4 separate regions of the Homo sapiens genome follow, and all the other regions are linked to region 4. The links are chromatin contacts, found by Hi-C or POLR2A ChIA-PET in ENCODE. All regions are on one chromosome and are shown on one strand. Each heading gives the region's core, a stretch centred on a gene start or an enhancer-like site at or near the end of the contact. The rest is flanking DNA. Distances are from core to core; before and after follow the strand shown. Region 1 holds the start of FAM174C (family with sequence similarity 174 member C). Region 2 holds the start of MIDN (midnolin). Region 3 overlaps GNG7 (G protein subunit gamma 7). Region 4 holds the start of MKNK2 (MAPK interacting serine/threonine kinase 2).

Evidence for each region. Hi-C counts contacts between places; a loop is a spot of excess contacts on that map. ChIA-PET counts read pairs that join two places held with the same protein, here RNA polymerase II (POLR2A). Pooled maps may share reads with other maps.
Region 1: a map of heart left ventricle shows a loop between it and region 4 (4-fold over the local background). The contact joins the promoter of FAM174C here to the promoter of MKNK2 in region 4. A Hi-C loop is called at or near these places in 1 of 168 maps with a recorded cell type or tissue (heart left ventricle), 1 of 37 single-sample maps with no recorded cell type and 16 of 50 pooled maps. POLR2A ChIA-PET finds 5 or more read pairs at or near these places in 5 of 52 experiments (MCF 10A, WTC11, activated B cell and 1 more).
Region 2: a map of ovary shows a loop between it and region 4 (4-fold over the local background). The contact joins the promoter of MIDN here to the promoter of MKNK2 in region 4. A Hi-C loop is called at or near these places in 1 of 168 maps with a recorded cell type or tissue (ovary) and 6 of 50 pooled maps. POLR2A ChIA-PET finds 5 or more read pairs at or near these places in 2 of 52 experiments (PC-3 and activated B cell).
Region 3: a loop to region 4 is called in a pooled map, with 5 times the contacts of the local background. The contact joins the enhancer-like site here to the promoter of MKNK2 in region 4. A Hi-C loop is called at or near these places in 1 of 168 maps with a recorded cell type or tissue (gastrocnemius medialis), 1 of 37 single-sample maps with no recorded cell type and 6 of 50 pooled maps. POLR2A ChIA-PET finds 5 or more read pairs at or near these places in 3 of 52 experiments (B cell, GM12878 and activated B cell).

Annotation. Positions count from the first base shown.
Region 1 is chr19:1,274,185-1,277,504 of GRCh38, reverse strand. It overlaps FAM174C (family with sequence similarity 174 member C), which reads right to left and starts at 1,975. Exons shown (of 3, transcript NM_017914.4): 1 at 1,675-1,975; 2 at 206-322. The coding sequence starts at 1,955. It overlaps CIRBP (cold inducible RNA binding protein), which reads right to left. Exons shown (of 6, transcript NM_001300829.2): 6 at 2,695-3,320. RefSeq lists an enhancer at 866-945 and silencers at 1,506-1,575, 1,906-2,275, 2,286-2,345, 2,244-2,468.
Region 2 is chr19:1,246,847-1,250,143 of GRCh38, reverse strand. MIDN (midnolin) reads right to left here and starts at 1,561. Exons shown (of 9, transcript NM_001388306.1): 1 at 1,484-1,561; 2 at 1-254. It overlaps LOC102723811 (a long non-coding RNA gene), which reads left to right and starts at 2,072. Exons shown (of 2, transcript XR_007067082.1): 1 at 2,072-2,131; 2 at 2,283-3,297. RefSeq lists silencers at 48-97, 338-807, 838-957, 1,018-1,477, 1,568-2,107 and 1 more and an enhancer at 951-1,484.
Region 3 is chr19:2,620,237-2,623,319 of GRCh38, reverse strand. The region is part of intron 2 of GNG7 (G protein subunit gamma 7); the gene reads left to right. Among named protein-coding and RNA genes, the nearest start is that of MIR7850, 8.9 kb to the left of the region's middle. RefSeq lists enhancers at 1,144-1,343, 2,223-2,522. Within about 2 kb of position 1,404, at least 24 of the 41 ENCODE cell types and tissues checked have a DNase peak (open chromatin) inside an H3K27ac peak, as active enhancers do; they include B cell, GM12878 and gastrocnemius medialis, where a contact is called at or near this core.
Region 4 is chr19:2,049,354-2,052,493 of GRCh38, reverse strand. It overlaps MKNK2 (MAPK interacting serine/threonine kinase 2), which reads left to right and starts at 1,250. Exons shown (of 14, transcript NM_199054.3): 1 at 1,250-1,398; 2 at 1,547-1,693. The coding sequence starts at 1,643. RefSeq lists silencers at 1,076-1,615, 2,346-2,535 and enhancers at 2,106-2,165, 2,342-2,998.

The DNA of each region.
Region 1 (3,320 bases), core at 726-3,225, 780 kb after region 4:
GACAAACATTTAAGTTTAAAAAAAAAAAGTTGTAAATGGAGGCTGGGAGAAGGGATGAGCCCTGCCCAGTGGGGCCATGGCCTGACTACCGCTGTCAGCTGTGATTGCAGGGACCACTCCATGGCTTGGCCAAGTCCCCAGGGTCCTGCTGAGTCTCCAGCCCAGCCTGCCCACCGAGGCCCCAGAGCTGGGGAAGGGTGCACACCATCTCAGATTCCGGGACTCAAACACCGTCTCCTCGTCGCTGTCCAGCGAGGCCATCTCCGTGGGGTCCTCAGTGTTGGCGAGGAGGCCGTATCGCCTCCGCTGAGGCTTCTTCAACCTGGAAGTAGGTCCAGGCATAGTCAGTGGCCCCTCCCCGCCAACCCTGCCTCCTCCTTCCCTCAGGACTCTCATTGCCGTCCTCTACTGGAGCCCCGAGCCCTGCTGCAGACCTCCCTGGTTTTGCTGTGCCTGCTTCTTTCATGTCCTAATCGCCAAGTGATTACCATTCACTCCCATGGCGATGACAGTAAGAAGACATGTGCCCTACCAGGCCCTCCCATCTCCCCTGCGCCAGGACCCCAGGAGAGGCACGCTGATGTCACTCCCATTGCACTGATGAAAAGACTGAGGCTCACACAGGGGTGAGACTTTGCCAAAGACAACAGAATGGAAGCCTGTCTCAGGGCCAAGCCCCTGGTGGCCCCAGCAGCCCGGGAGGCAGGGAGGGCGCGGCATACAGGCAGGGGAGAGCGCGCAGCAGGTGCTTCCACAGGAAGAGGTGTGGAGCACAGGGGAGGCTCTGCACAGGGCCCATAAAAAGCAGCATGGCGGAGTGCAGGTGCTCACATCTATAATGCCAGCACTTTGGGAGGCCAACGAAAAAGGATCACTTGAGCCCAGGAGTTCAGACCAGCGCGGGTAACATGGCGAGACCCCATCGCTACAATAAAAACTTATAAAAAATAAAAAGCGGCTTGACTTTGCCAGGGTGGTGATGGGGAGGGATAAGGTCCTCGCTGTGTCTCTCCCACCCGGGAGAAGCAGCCACACTGGGTAGTCAGGAGCCCAGAGGAGACTGGAGCCACAGGCCAGGGAAGCCGGGGTGGCCTGAACACGCAGAAGCCCCTCCTGCCCAGGGGCTGCCTACAGCTGGAGACCCCCGCGAGGGTCTGGGGACGCAGCTGCACCTCCCGGGCTGTGGGAGCACCCAAGGCGGGCACGTGGCCGACCCTGGCGACGAACCAGCTTCAGTGGGTAGAAGCAGAAAGGAAAATATCGGGACCCCACGGAAAGGCCTGGCGGCAGGCGGGAAGATGAGAACGAGGACGGGCATCCGGCGACAAGGAGCCAAGGAGGCCCCCTCGCCCCGCCAGGGCCTGACCCCTGCCCGGCATGCTCCGGCTTCAGTGGCCCCACCTGGGAAACGGGCAGCGTCACCCCCGAGTTAAGAGGCGGCGCGCTGGGCACCTCCAACCCCAGGCGCAGGCTGGAGAGCGGGTGAGTCCCGTGGCCCCTGCACCGCCCACACCACGTGACGACCCCGCACAGCACCGCCCACGCCCACTCCAACAGGGAGAGAGGGAGGGAGGGAGGGAGGGAGGGGAGGACCCCGCGGCCCGGCACGTGACGCACTAGGCGCGCGCTAATTGGCCAAGGCTGAGAGACGGCGCCCACGTGCGCCTGACGCACCTAAACGCCCGGATCAGGAAGTAGAGCGCGGTCAGGCCGCAGAAGCCCAGGATCACGTAGAAGGAGCGCGTCAGCGCCGAGCCCGACGCCCCCGGCGGACGCGTGTGCGTGCTGTTGTGTGGCGCGCCCGGCTGGCTCCCGTTCGTCACGGCCGGCGGCGGCGACAACGTGACCTGCGCGGGGCGCAGCGGCGAGGCCTCTTCGGCACCGCACGGCAGCGCCGCCAGCAGCAGCGCCAGCAGGAGCAGCAGCAGCGGCGGCTGCAGCACGCGCGGCCCCATGGCCCGGCGGAAGCGGTGGCGGCGCCCCGCCCCTATGCGCGCTGTCAGTCAGGCGCGCGGAGGTGATGCCAGCCAATGGGGCGCGGAGGCGGAGCTTGACGCCGGGCCCCGCCTCCGCCTGGTGAGCCCCGGCGCTACCCACAGTGCCCCGCGCGCCCGCCGCGGAACTTGCTTCGTCGAACCGCTCCAAGGGATCAGGACGGAGGCCCGGAGCCCGCCCGTGGGAGTCCCGGCAAGGCGCAGCCGGCAGAGCCCAGAACTGCCAGCCCAGCGTGGGGGGTCGCGGCTTCCGAGGAAATCGGGCTGGCAGCGGGGAGACGGGGCGGACCCCGACTTCAGGACCTCGGGCCGCTCATTCCCACCCACTTCGGGGCGACCCCCGCCACTCCTGCCCCGGCCTCACGGACACTGAGAACGCGTCGGCCACGTCCAGGGCCCAGGAAGGTGGCGCCCCGCTCCCAAGCCTGCTACAGGGAACCCGGGACTCGGCCCAAGACGGGGCCTGACAGCGGCTGCGCGGCCGCCGCTCCCTCGAAGCCGAGTGCGCCTCAGATCCCGCGAGACTGGAGTCTCCGCGCTGCGAACCCCCTCAGTGGCGAGCCCCCCGCGGTCACTGCTCGGACAATGACCCTTGCAGTCTTCCCTGTCGGGTCCTACTCGTGCGCTGAACCGAGGTCCGCAGGCTTTTCTTCCAGTGGCCCCGCTCCGCCGACAGACCCCCCTGAACCACAGACTCGGCTTTCTGGGTGCACACGTGGCCCTTTATTCGAATCCGACTTTCACAGGGCTCCACATCGTTGTGGGCAAGGACTGGCCGCCCCGTAAGCTGCCGGCGCACCGCAGCCCGTGCTCCAGGAGAGACTCGAGGCCCTGAGCCCGCACCTCACTGGCGAAGCGCCTCCTGGAAGGAGGAGGAAGGGAGGGAGAACAGGCGCGGGCTCCAGGCGGGGGACCCGGCGCTCCCGGGAGGCGCTGCCCTGCACCCAACACACACCGAAAGGCGCCCGCCATGGGGCCATAGGTGCGGGAGAGCAGGACTCACTGAAACGCCCAGGTGCCGCCCGGGACAGGGCTCAGCGCCACATGCCACTCTTCCCGAAAGCACTTACAGGGGACAAGCCTCCTGGGCAAGCGGCTGCCTCCAGCTCTTGTTCCAGGTGAAGTCCCTCCTGGGACAGTGACCCCAGAGGTCATCGCTGCTCTCAGGCCACCCTTCCCCGAGTCCTGGCCGGGCCCCTTCAACCTGCCAAAGCAAAGCAGCGTTACTCCCAACGTCCTCCACAGGGCTCACAGCTGCCCCTCCCGGCCTCCCCGGAAACAGCCACAGCCCCTAGGAAGGTCTCAGGCTAGTCAGGGGGCTGTGAC
Region 2 (3,297 bases), core at 312-2,811, 800 kb after region 4:
GAATGCGAGACCGAAATCCAAAATCCGAGTGGCGCTCCGAGGTCGCTCCGGCTCCTGGGGGCGCCTTCCGGGGGTGGGGACGGCACTTGCTTCTCCTTCAAAGGGCGGCGGGCGCGACCGGGACGCGGCGCGGTTAAGGGTCCTGGGGAGGGGGCGCCGCTCGGCTGGTGGCGCTGGGTGCCGTCTGCCGCCCGGGTCGCGCTTCCTCGCGCGTCCCCTCCCTTAGCAACAGCCGTCGCCGCCGCTCGGAGGATCTGGGGGTGAAAGTAACAAGAAAAAAAAGTTATAATGTATCAACGTTCCAGGGGGCGGGGCCGCCGCCCCCTCCCATTCACTACTTACTCCGCCGGCCGGGCGCCGGCCAATCGCCGCGCGCCGAGCGCCCAGTCGGCCGCGAGCCCGGGCCTATGAGAGCCGCCGCGGCACCGCCCCACGTGGCAGCCGGGCCCGCCCCCTCGCCCCGCCCCCAGCGCCCAGGCGACCAAGGGGAGCGCAGCGGGGGCGGGGCTGGCGCCTCTCCGCGCCCGCCCCCGCCCCGCCCGCGCCCGCAGCCATTCATAAGCGCCCGGAGCCCGCAACAAAGGGCGGGCGCGCCCCGGGGGGCGCGGGACCCAGGTCTGGAGACGGGTCTGGTACCCCTCGCGATCCCAAGGGAGCGGCCGGGAGCGGGAGGGGGCGCGGGCCATTGTTCCCGGCGCCGGGAGGGGCAGGAAGTCGTGGGGCCACCCCGCCGCCTTCGTCCGGGAAAAGCCGCGAGCGGAAGCGGGAGCGCGAAGTCCGCGCCTCGTGGCCGGGGTCCCGGGGCGGGCGGGCGACGGTGAGGCTAGGGCCGCGGCCCCGGGGAGGGCGTGGTGCGTGGGGGCGGAGTTGTGGCCGGGGCGGGGCGCCCGCACCTCGGTGACGTGGCCGGGTGGCTGCCGCCGGGGGCCCCGCGCGCCCACCCGCCGGCCGCGGGCAGAACCCGTTTCCCCGAGGCGCGCCCGCTCGAGCCGTGACGTGACGCGGCGTCCCCGGCTGCGCCCGCGCGCGCTCGGGGATGCGGTGAGTCAGCAGCTCGGGCGCGCCCTCTGCCGGGCCCGCCTGGGAGCGCCGCCCGGAGTCCCGGGGAGGGGGCGCCGCGCTGCCCCTGGCAGGGGAGGAAGACGACTGGGCTGCGCGCGGGGGAGGAACCCCGATCGGGAACGAAAGACTGTAGTCGGGAGACTGGGACCGTGTGGCTGGGCAACGGAGGGCGGAACGGCAACCAGTTCAAGGTCACCCGCGGTGAAGGGGGAGTGCCCCGGGGGGCGGGGCGGGGGCTGAGGTCCGGCCAGGGCGGCGCTGGCTGCGCGGAGCCCCTCCCACCCCGCACCCCGGGGGGCTTCCCAGGACCGGAGGCTCCCCGATCCCTCCTGTCCCAAGAACAAAGAAAAGTGCGGGCATCCTGAGCCATCTAGAGTGGGCACCCTTCCTCGGCCCGCAGGTCCCCCCCCTCCACACTCACCGGGCGCGGCCGGTTCTGCGCTCCAAGTGCTGCGAGTACCTTCGTCCGGGGCCGAATGCGCGCTGGCCGGGCCGGTCTGGGCCAAGCGCGCGGCCCTCAGCCTTTATCCGCGCCGCCTTCCCTCGGGGTGGAGTTAGGGCGGGCAGGGGGGCGGGGGGCCGGGCGGGCGGTGACGCAGACTGGCCCCCGCCCCTGCCTGCCGGCCCTGGCCCTGGGGCGCCTTGACGGCTGGGCCACCCGGGACCCAGGCTTGGCGCAGTTCATGGGGGGACTCCCCTTGAATGCCCCGAGCCAAGGGTCTCGGCCCGCCTCGCCGCGGGCTGAGATGCACCCCGAATCGTCAGCGGGACAGGGTTTTGGGGTGTACAGCGCGACTCGCTGCCCCGCCCCCTTCCTGTCGCCCCAGGCCCGGTGCTTCCGCCTGGGGGCGCCCGCGTGGGGGGGACGGGAAGAGGGGCCTGAGTCAGCGGCTGTCGTCCAGGAAAACAGGCTGGAGTCACCTGCCGTAGAGTGGGGGTGCCCTGGCCAGCCCTGGCCTCCTGCATCTGTCAATGGTGACCTCAGAGGGCATTTATGGAGCGATTAGCCAGTGCCAGGCCTGCCTTGTGCCCAGCCAGTCACCAGCCGGCTATGCTGTGACCCCGGGAGGTAACTGGCCTCTCCAAGCCTCAGTTTCTCCAGGGTGGGTGGGAGTGTGGTGAGGGGATGCGGCAGGATCACTTTGGGGCCATCACCCCCCATTAATGCAGGACATGCACTGGTTCCCAGCCTTTGGGGTGGGCATTACCCCATTTTACAGATGAAGAAACTGAGGCCACAGCCAATGAGACACGAATGTGGTGTGCATCTCACCCTTCCCCGTCGGCTTTTTGAGGATGGTCCTGGTTGAGGTGGGCCCCGTCCTGCCCCTCTATTTAGAGAAGGGGACCCCATTCCTACGGGAGCACCTCCTGTCCACTCATCTGGCCCCTCCCTTTATCTGGCCTGACCACCTCCACCCCCACCCTGGCCATGGGCGCCCCTCCCAGGGCTGCGCTCCTCCCCAGGTCTCCTTCCGGCTGCCACCCATGCTCCCGGCAGCCGTGGCCCCCACCTTGACAGGCACACCCAGCCCCGAAGGGTCAGGGCTAGGCCAGAGAGGGAGAGGCTGGGATAACCCTTGGAAGGGGGTCACAGGGGCTGCGGTTTGAGGAATGACTAGGAGTTTGTCACATAAAAAAGATGATGCGGTCGGGCGCGGTGGCTCACGCCTGTAATCCCAGCACTTTGGGAGGCCGAGGCGGGCGGATCACAAGGTCAAGAGATTGAGACCAGCCTGGCCAACATGGTGAAACCCTGTCTCTACTAAAAATACAAAAATTAGCTGGGCATGGTGGCATGTGTCTGTAGTCCCAGCTACTCAGGAGGCTGAGGCAGGAGAATCGCTTGAACGCGGGAGGCGGAGGTTACAATAAACCCAGATCGTGCCAGGGCACTCCAGCCTGAGCGACAAAACGAGATTCCGTCTCAAAAAAAAAAAAAAAAAAAAAAAAGGCCGGGCGCGGTGGCTCATGCCTGTAATCCTGGCACTTTGGGAGGCCGAGGCGGGCGGATCACGAGGTCAGGAGTTCGAGACCAGCCTGATCAACATGGTGAAACCCTGTCTGTACTAAAAACACAAAAATTAGCCAGGCGTGGTGATGTGCGCCTGTAATCTCAGCTACTTGGGAGGCTGAGGCGGGAGCATTGCTCGAACCCGGGAGACGGAGATTGTGGTGAGCTGAGATTGTGCCATTGCACTCCAGCCTGGGCAATAAGAGCGAAACTCCTCTCAA
Region 3 (3,083 bases), core at 155-2,654, 570 kb before region 4:
GAGACCTGGTCTTGCTCTGTTGCCCAGGCTGGAGTGCAGTGGCACGATCACAGCTCACTGCAGCCTCAAATGCCCATGCTCAAGCGATCCTCCCATCTCAGCCTCCAAAGTAGCTGGGACTACAGGTGCACCACCACGCCTGGCTAATTATTTTTTTGTAGAGATGGGGTCTGGCTATGTTGCCCAGGCTTGGAACACCCCGTTTGTTCTGGGTTTGATACTACAGCCCAACCTGTGGTCACCTTTTTGCCTCCTGGGACACAGAAGAGCTCAGACTGAGCCTGGGTGTTGAGGACCTTAGCCGGAAAGTGGCTTCTCCCTCACCCACCCTCACTTGGCCACACACCCCCAGGAAGAAGGACCAATGTTTTCTATCAGTGGCCGTGCCCGGGGTGTCAGAGCTCTAGTGGTATAAATGATACACGGTGAAAGTGAAAACAAAGCCCTCCTCTCTGCCACGTTGCTCTCGCATTGAGCTCCCTTTCCCGGAAGCCCCCTCTCTGCCGCGTTGCTCGCATTGGGTTCCCCATCCCGGAAGCCTCCCTCTCTGCCGCGTTGCTCGCATTGGGTTCCCCATCCCGGAAGCCTCCCTCTCTGCCGCGTTGCTCGCATTGGGTTCCCCTTCCCGGAAGCCCCCTATCTGCCGCGTTGCTCGCGTTGGGTTCCCCTTCCCGGAAGCCCCCCTCTCTGCCGCGTTGCTCGCGTTGGGTTCCCCTTCCCGGAAGCCCCCCTCTCTGCCGCGTTGCTCGCGTTGGGTTCCCCTTCCCGGAAGCCCCCTCTCTGCCGCGTTGCTCGCATTGGGTTCCCCTTCCCGGAAGCAGCTGGTGTTGCCAGTTTCGGGGGCTTTCCCTGGAGATGGGCTGAATCCCCAGCCCTCATTACTGACCATTGACTTCTGCAGGGCTTATCCCGCACCCTTTGCAAGCTTAAAAACCACCAGGAGCCGGGCGCGGTGGCTCATGCCTGTAATCCCAGCACTTTGGGAGGCCGACACAGGCGGATCACAAGGTCAGGAGATCGAGACCATCCTGGCTAACATGGTGAAACCCCGTCTCTACTGAAAATACAAAAAATTAGCCGGGTGTGGTGGCGGGCGCCTGTAGTCCCAGCTACTCAGGAGGCTGAGGCAGGAGAATGGCGTGAACCCGGGAGGCAGAGCTTGCAGTGAGCCGAGATCTCGCCACTGCACTCCAGCCTGGGTGACAGAGCAAGACTCCGTCTCAAAAGAGAGAGAAAAAAAAAAAAAGTTGATGAGGGTTTTGGGCAGGCAGAGGGAATCGAACTCACTCCTCCGTGGTGATCAGCATGAAGGAAGGGGAGAGAAAAGGGGCAGACGAGCCTCTTGTGGCTGCCATAACAGGTGACCACAGACCCGGAAGTATCAATCCGCAGACGTGTGTCCTCTCACGGTTCTGGAGGGCAGAAGTACTAAACCAAGCTGTCTGCAGAGCTGTGCTCCCCTGGGCGCTACAGGAGAGGATCCTTCCGCGTCCTCTGGCTTCTGGGGGCTCTGGCAAACCTGGCTTGTGCTTACCGTCGAATTGCTCCAGTCTCTGCTTCTGTTTTCTGCTGTCTCTCTGTGTCTCCTTCTTTGTTTTTGTTTGTTTGTTTGTTTGTTTGTTTTAGATGAGGTCTTGCTCTGTCACCCAGGCTGGAGTGCAGTGGTGCCATCTTGGCTCACTGCAACCTCTGCCTCCCAGGTTCAAGCAATTCTCCTGCCTCAGCCTCCCGAGTAGCTGGGATTACAGGCGCGCACCAACACGCCCGGCTAACTTTGTGTTTTTAGTAGAGATGAGGTTTGTCCATGTTGGTCAGGCTGGTCTCGAACTCCTTATCTCAGGTGATCTGCCCACCTCGGCCTCCCAAAGTGCTGGGATTACAGGAGTGAGCCACTGTGCCCAGCCATTTTTCTTTAATTAATTTTTTGTGTCTGGAGTCTTGCTGCTGTGTTGCACAGGCTGGAGTGCAGTGGCAGCATCATAGCTCACTGCAGCCCTGAAATCCTAGGGCTCAAGCAATCCTCCCGCCTCAGCTTCCCGAGTAGCTGGGACCACAGGTGTGGACCACCACATCCAGCTTCAACATAAGTTTTAAGCAAATGCAATTAGTCCGTAACAGTCATTTTCCGAGGTTCCCCGTGGACAAGAATTTTGAAGGGACGTCACTAAACCCCTTGCAAGGGAAGTGAGCTTTACTCAGGTCTCAGGAAGCTCCTGGGGTGTGCAGGAAGGGGCGAGGTCACCCCAGGAGGAAGGCGCTGTGCTAAGGAAAGGTGACTGTTGATGGGGCCCCCGTTTGCAGAAACCTGTATGAGTCGTACCACCTCTGTGTAATCTGCCACCTTCAGAGCGCCTGCAGGAAGGCGGCCACGTCACCCCTTTTATAAATGAAACTGGAAGCTCAGGCTGGGAAACCCAAGGTCACAGAACCCAGCCTCAAAGGCAGCCAGCATTTCCACCGCAGGAGTCTGTTCTCTGCACAGAGCTGTCTTGCTCTGTTGCCCGGAGCCAGAGTGCAATGGCACGATTTCGGCTCACTGCAACCTCCACTTCCCGGGTTCAAGCAATTCTCCTGCCTCAACCTCCCAAGTAGCTGGGATTACAGGCGCACAACACCACGCCCAGCTAACTGGCCGACCCACGTTGGCTGGGGGTGCTGACGGCATAAGCTCACCCCTAGGTCCCTCTAGGGTGGCCGATGACAGGACCCTAAGAAGCTCACCCCCAGCTGGGATGTTTCGTTGAAAATCTTCTCTTTTGCCTTTAGTTGCTTGAAAACATTGGACTCATACCCAAGAGCTTTCTAATTGGTTTCGATAGGAAACGGTTCTGAGGTTTCGCCTTTTTTAATATCCTGTTGGTCTGAGACTGGAGTGGCCCCTGGGGTGGCAGGTTTCCCGGTGCATGGGCCCAGCTCTGGTGTGTGGGTTGGGGGATCAGGACAGAGGTTTGTGAGGGGGGCAGTGACCTGCCTGCAGAGAGAGGGGTCGGGACGACGGCCTGTAGCCAGGGTGCAGGGGGATCTGCCTTTCTTTCATTCTACAGGGTCCTCTCCTCTCCCCTCCCCTCCCCTCCCCTCCCCTC
Region 4 (3,140 bases), core at 1-2,500:
TGTTTGTGCGTGTATGTGTTCACACGCACACACACGCACCCACATGCACAATAAGGGGGGCTGGGGGACCTGGTTTTCTGTCCCCCCATTGCCAAGAGTCAGGGCAATGCCAGGTGCTGGGCTGGGTTCTGGCTGGGAATTCCCCACAGGCTTCCCCCCAATGCCCCGGGGGTGGCTGAGGCCAGGCCTCCCAGCCCCTGTGGCCTGAGAGCTGTGGCCTTGCAGGCAGGGGCCCTCCAGCTTCAGGTCAGTGGGGCTCCAGCCCCTCTTGAGCTCAGGGCCTGGTTGGGGGATGGTGGGATGGGCTGTGCGAAGCTTCTGGAAACCCCTGCAGAAGAGGAGACCACAGTCCACCCAGCAGGGGAACCCCCACTCCTTGTGTGCCCCAGGCCCGGGGCCTGGGGAGCACTTTGAACCAGGATGCTGTGGGATGGGGGACTGGCAGCTCAGGACAGGCTGATTCTATCTAAGCCTGGTTTGGGGCCCCAGCCAAAATGGGACTGTGTTTTACTTCCTGTCCTGGCGACCATCCACCCCTTGGGCTCTTTCCCAGTGGGTCTCAGGTCCCAGTTCTCCCTGAAATGCTATTCGAGGACAGAGGAAGGGTCCTTCACAGACCTCGGTCCCCACCCTCTACTCTGGTTCCTGCCAACCACAAAGCAAACTCGGGGAGCTCAGTGCTCCCCAGGCAGGGTGGCCCAGGGGAAGAAGAAAGTAGGTGGCGGTGGCTGGTCCCCCAGCACTAGAAGGGAGTGGCTGGGACTCCAAGCGTGCTGGTGGTGCACGAGGGGGACTGCTGGAGCCAGCACTGGAGAACTGCAAGAGGGAGCCATGGCAGGTTCTAGAGCGAGGGCATGAACCAAGGGAGTCGGGGTATACTAGGCCTGGGTTGACAGGCCAAGGGAGTTGCCCTGTGTGGGGCCAGGCGGTAGGACACGGCCCAGGGCCTCGCAGGTCCCACGGGCCCCGCGAGCCTCAGGCGGCAAAAACAGGCCAGCTCCGGGCGCGCCGCAGGGTCGCTGCCTAGGTTCCGCACCGAGACCCCCGTGCGCCGCACTGCGCAGGCGTGCGCTAGCCGTTTCGGACACGCCCCACCGCCGGAGCGCGCAGCCGCACTGGGTTCCCGGAGAGCGCCCTCTTCTGGCTCCGCCCACGTCGTGCGCAGGGGGTGAGGCCGGGCGGAGCCTGCGTCGGGGGCGGGGCCAGAGCAGGTCCGGGCCTATAAAGGTGGCGGCGGCGGCGACGCGCCCGGCTCCTCTCAGCGGCGGTGGCCCAGGTAGAGGGGTCCGCGCTGGCGGCGGCGGCGGCGCTGTTCCCCGCGCGGTCCGCGGAGCGGGGTCCGGGCTGCGCGACGTGGGGCGGCGGCGGCACTGCGGCCCCGGCCCAAGCCCGACCCCGGTGAGTGCGAACCCCAGGGCGGCCCCGAGGACACCGACCCGGTAGCGGGAAACGGGCCCCGCGGAGCCCTCGCCGCCCCCGCCCGGTCCGCGCTCCTGGCAGGCCGGGCTCCGCTCACCGCCCTCCCTTTGTCTGCTCCCGCCCGCAGGGTCCCCTCCTCGGCCGCCCCCCGCCCGGCCGCCCGCCCTCGGGCCTCCCCCCGGGCCCTCGGTCCCCTCCCCCGCTGGCGGGGCCCGGACAGAAGATGGTGCAGAAGAAACCAGCCGAACTTCAGGGTTTCCACCGTTCGTTCAAGGTGAGGCCCGGGGTCGGTTTGGGGGCGCTCCGGGCTGGACCACCGGAATGGCCGGCGTGGGGGGCGCGGGGCCCGCCCCTAAGATCGGCTCCCGGGGCTCGTGCCTGGCCCCCGCCCTACACCCGGGGCTGCCCGGGCCGGCCGTGCGCTGAAGCGGGGTCGGTGTGCGAGGATGGGGGTTCAGCAGGCCACAGTCCTCTCTCCAGCCATGGCCGCCGGGTCCTTCCTCCAGGACCCCCAAGTGAGGCTGGGAGCAGGAGCCCCCTCCGGGTCAGGGCACCAGGCTGTGTGTCCCCTGCAAGCCCCCGCCGGGTATGTTCTGGGGGGTCAGCAGGCTGCAGTCCTGTCCCAGTCGCTGCATGTGGCTTATGGGGGGTGTCCCCTGCAAGCTCCAGCTGGTTGTGCCCTGGTGGGGACGGGTCAGCGGGCCACAGTCCCATTCCCACCTCCATGTGGCTTCTGGGGACTTTCTTTCAGAATCCCCAGGCCGGGCTGGTCAGGTGCACCCACCCCCAGGGGGCCTGTGCCGTGGGGGAGGGGATGGGATGTCCCCTCAGCCCTGCACTTCGCAGACACCCCAGGCCCAAGTGCTGTTTCCTGTCGGAGCGGGAAGTTTCTGCGCAGCCCGGGTGGTGACTGCTGTTGAGTGCTGGTTTCAGATGAGCAAATCTTGGGGGGGAAGGGGAGGGCAGGTGCTGGGCAGGGGCCCCGCAGGACCTGGCCCAGGGGACGCAGTGATGTCAGCCGGCCCGCCCCACCCCTCAGGCCGGGGTTATGTAATCGCTTCACTGGGCTTCCTTGGGCAGGGACCTGTTGCCCGGTAGGGAAGGCAGGACTGGAGAGAGGAAGAGAGAGTGTGAGTGTATGTGTGTGTGTTTGTGTGTGTGTGTGTCTCTGTCTTGTGTGTACACACAACGCGGTGCTCCAGGGTGGGAGGAGCAAAGAGAGACTGGGAAGAATTCCCAGGTCTGTCCAGCCAGTGCCCCAGGGCAGCACTCCACCCCTGCCACCCCTGCCCAGTTTTCCCCTAGGGCAGCAGGCCTGGCACCATCAGAGTGTCAGGGGCTGGGCGGGAAAGAGGAGGACCTGACAGTGGTCTTCTCCCTCCTAGGGCCAGGCATGAGCTGATACAGAGTCAGTGCATGGGGCCAGCCAGGCAGCTAAAGCACACTTGAACTTTCTAGATGGTTCCAGCCACCTCCTGCCAAGGCCTGCTGACTCGAGTCCCACAGCCAGACCTAGAACAGTGGGACCAGGACCGCCCACACTGCCCAGGATTGTGGGCCGGCCTCTGTGCATGGCCAGGGCAGCCTGGCTGGGAGCTGGGAAGGTGGGCGTCTTGGTGGAGGAGGGCCTGGCAGGCAGTCCTGGCTGTGAGGTGTTCCTCCAGGTGGCCGGGACCGGTTGCTCTAGGAATCTCCCCCCACAGCCCCCACCATGCACGGCT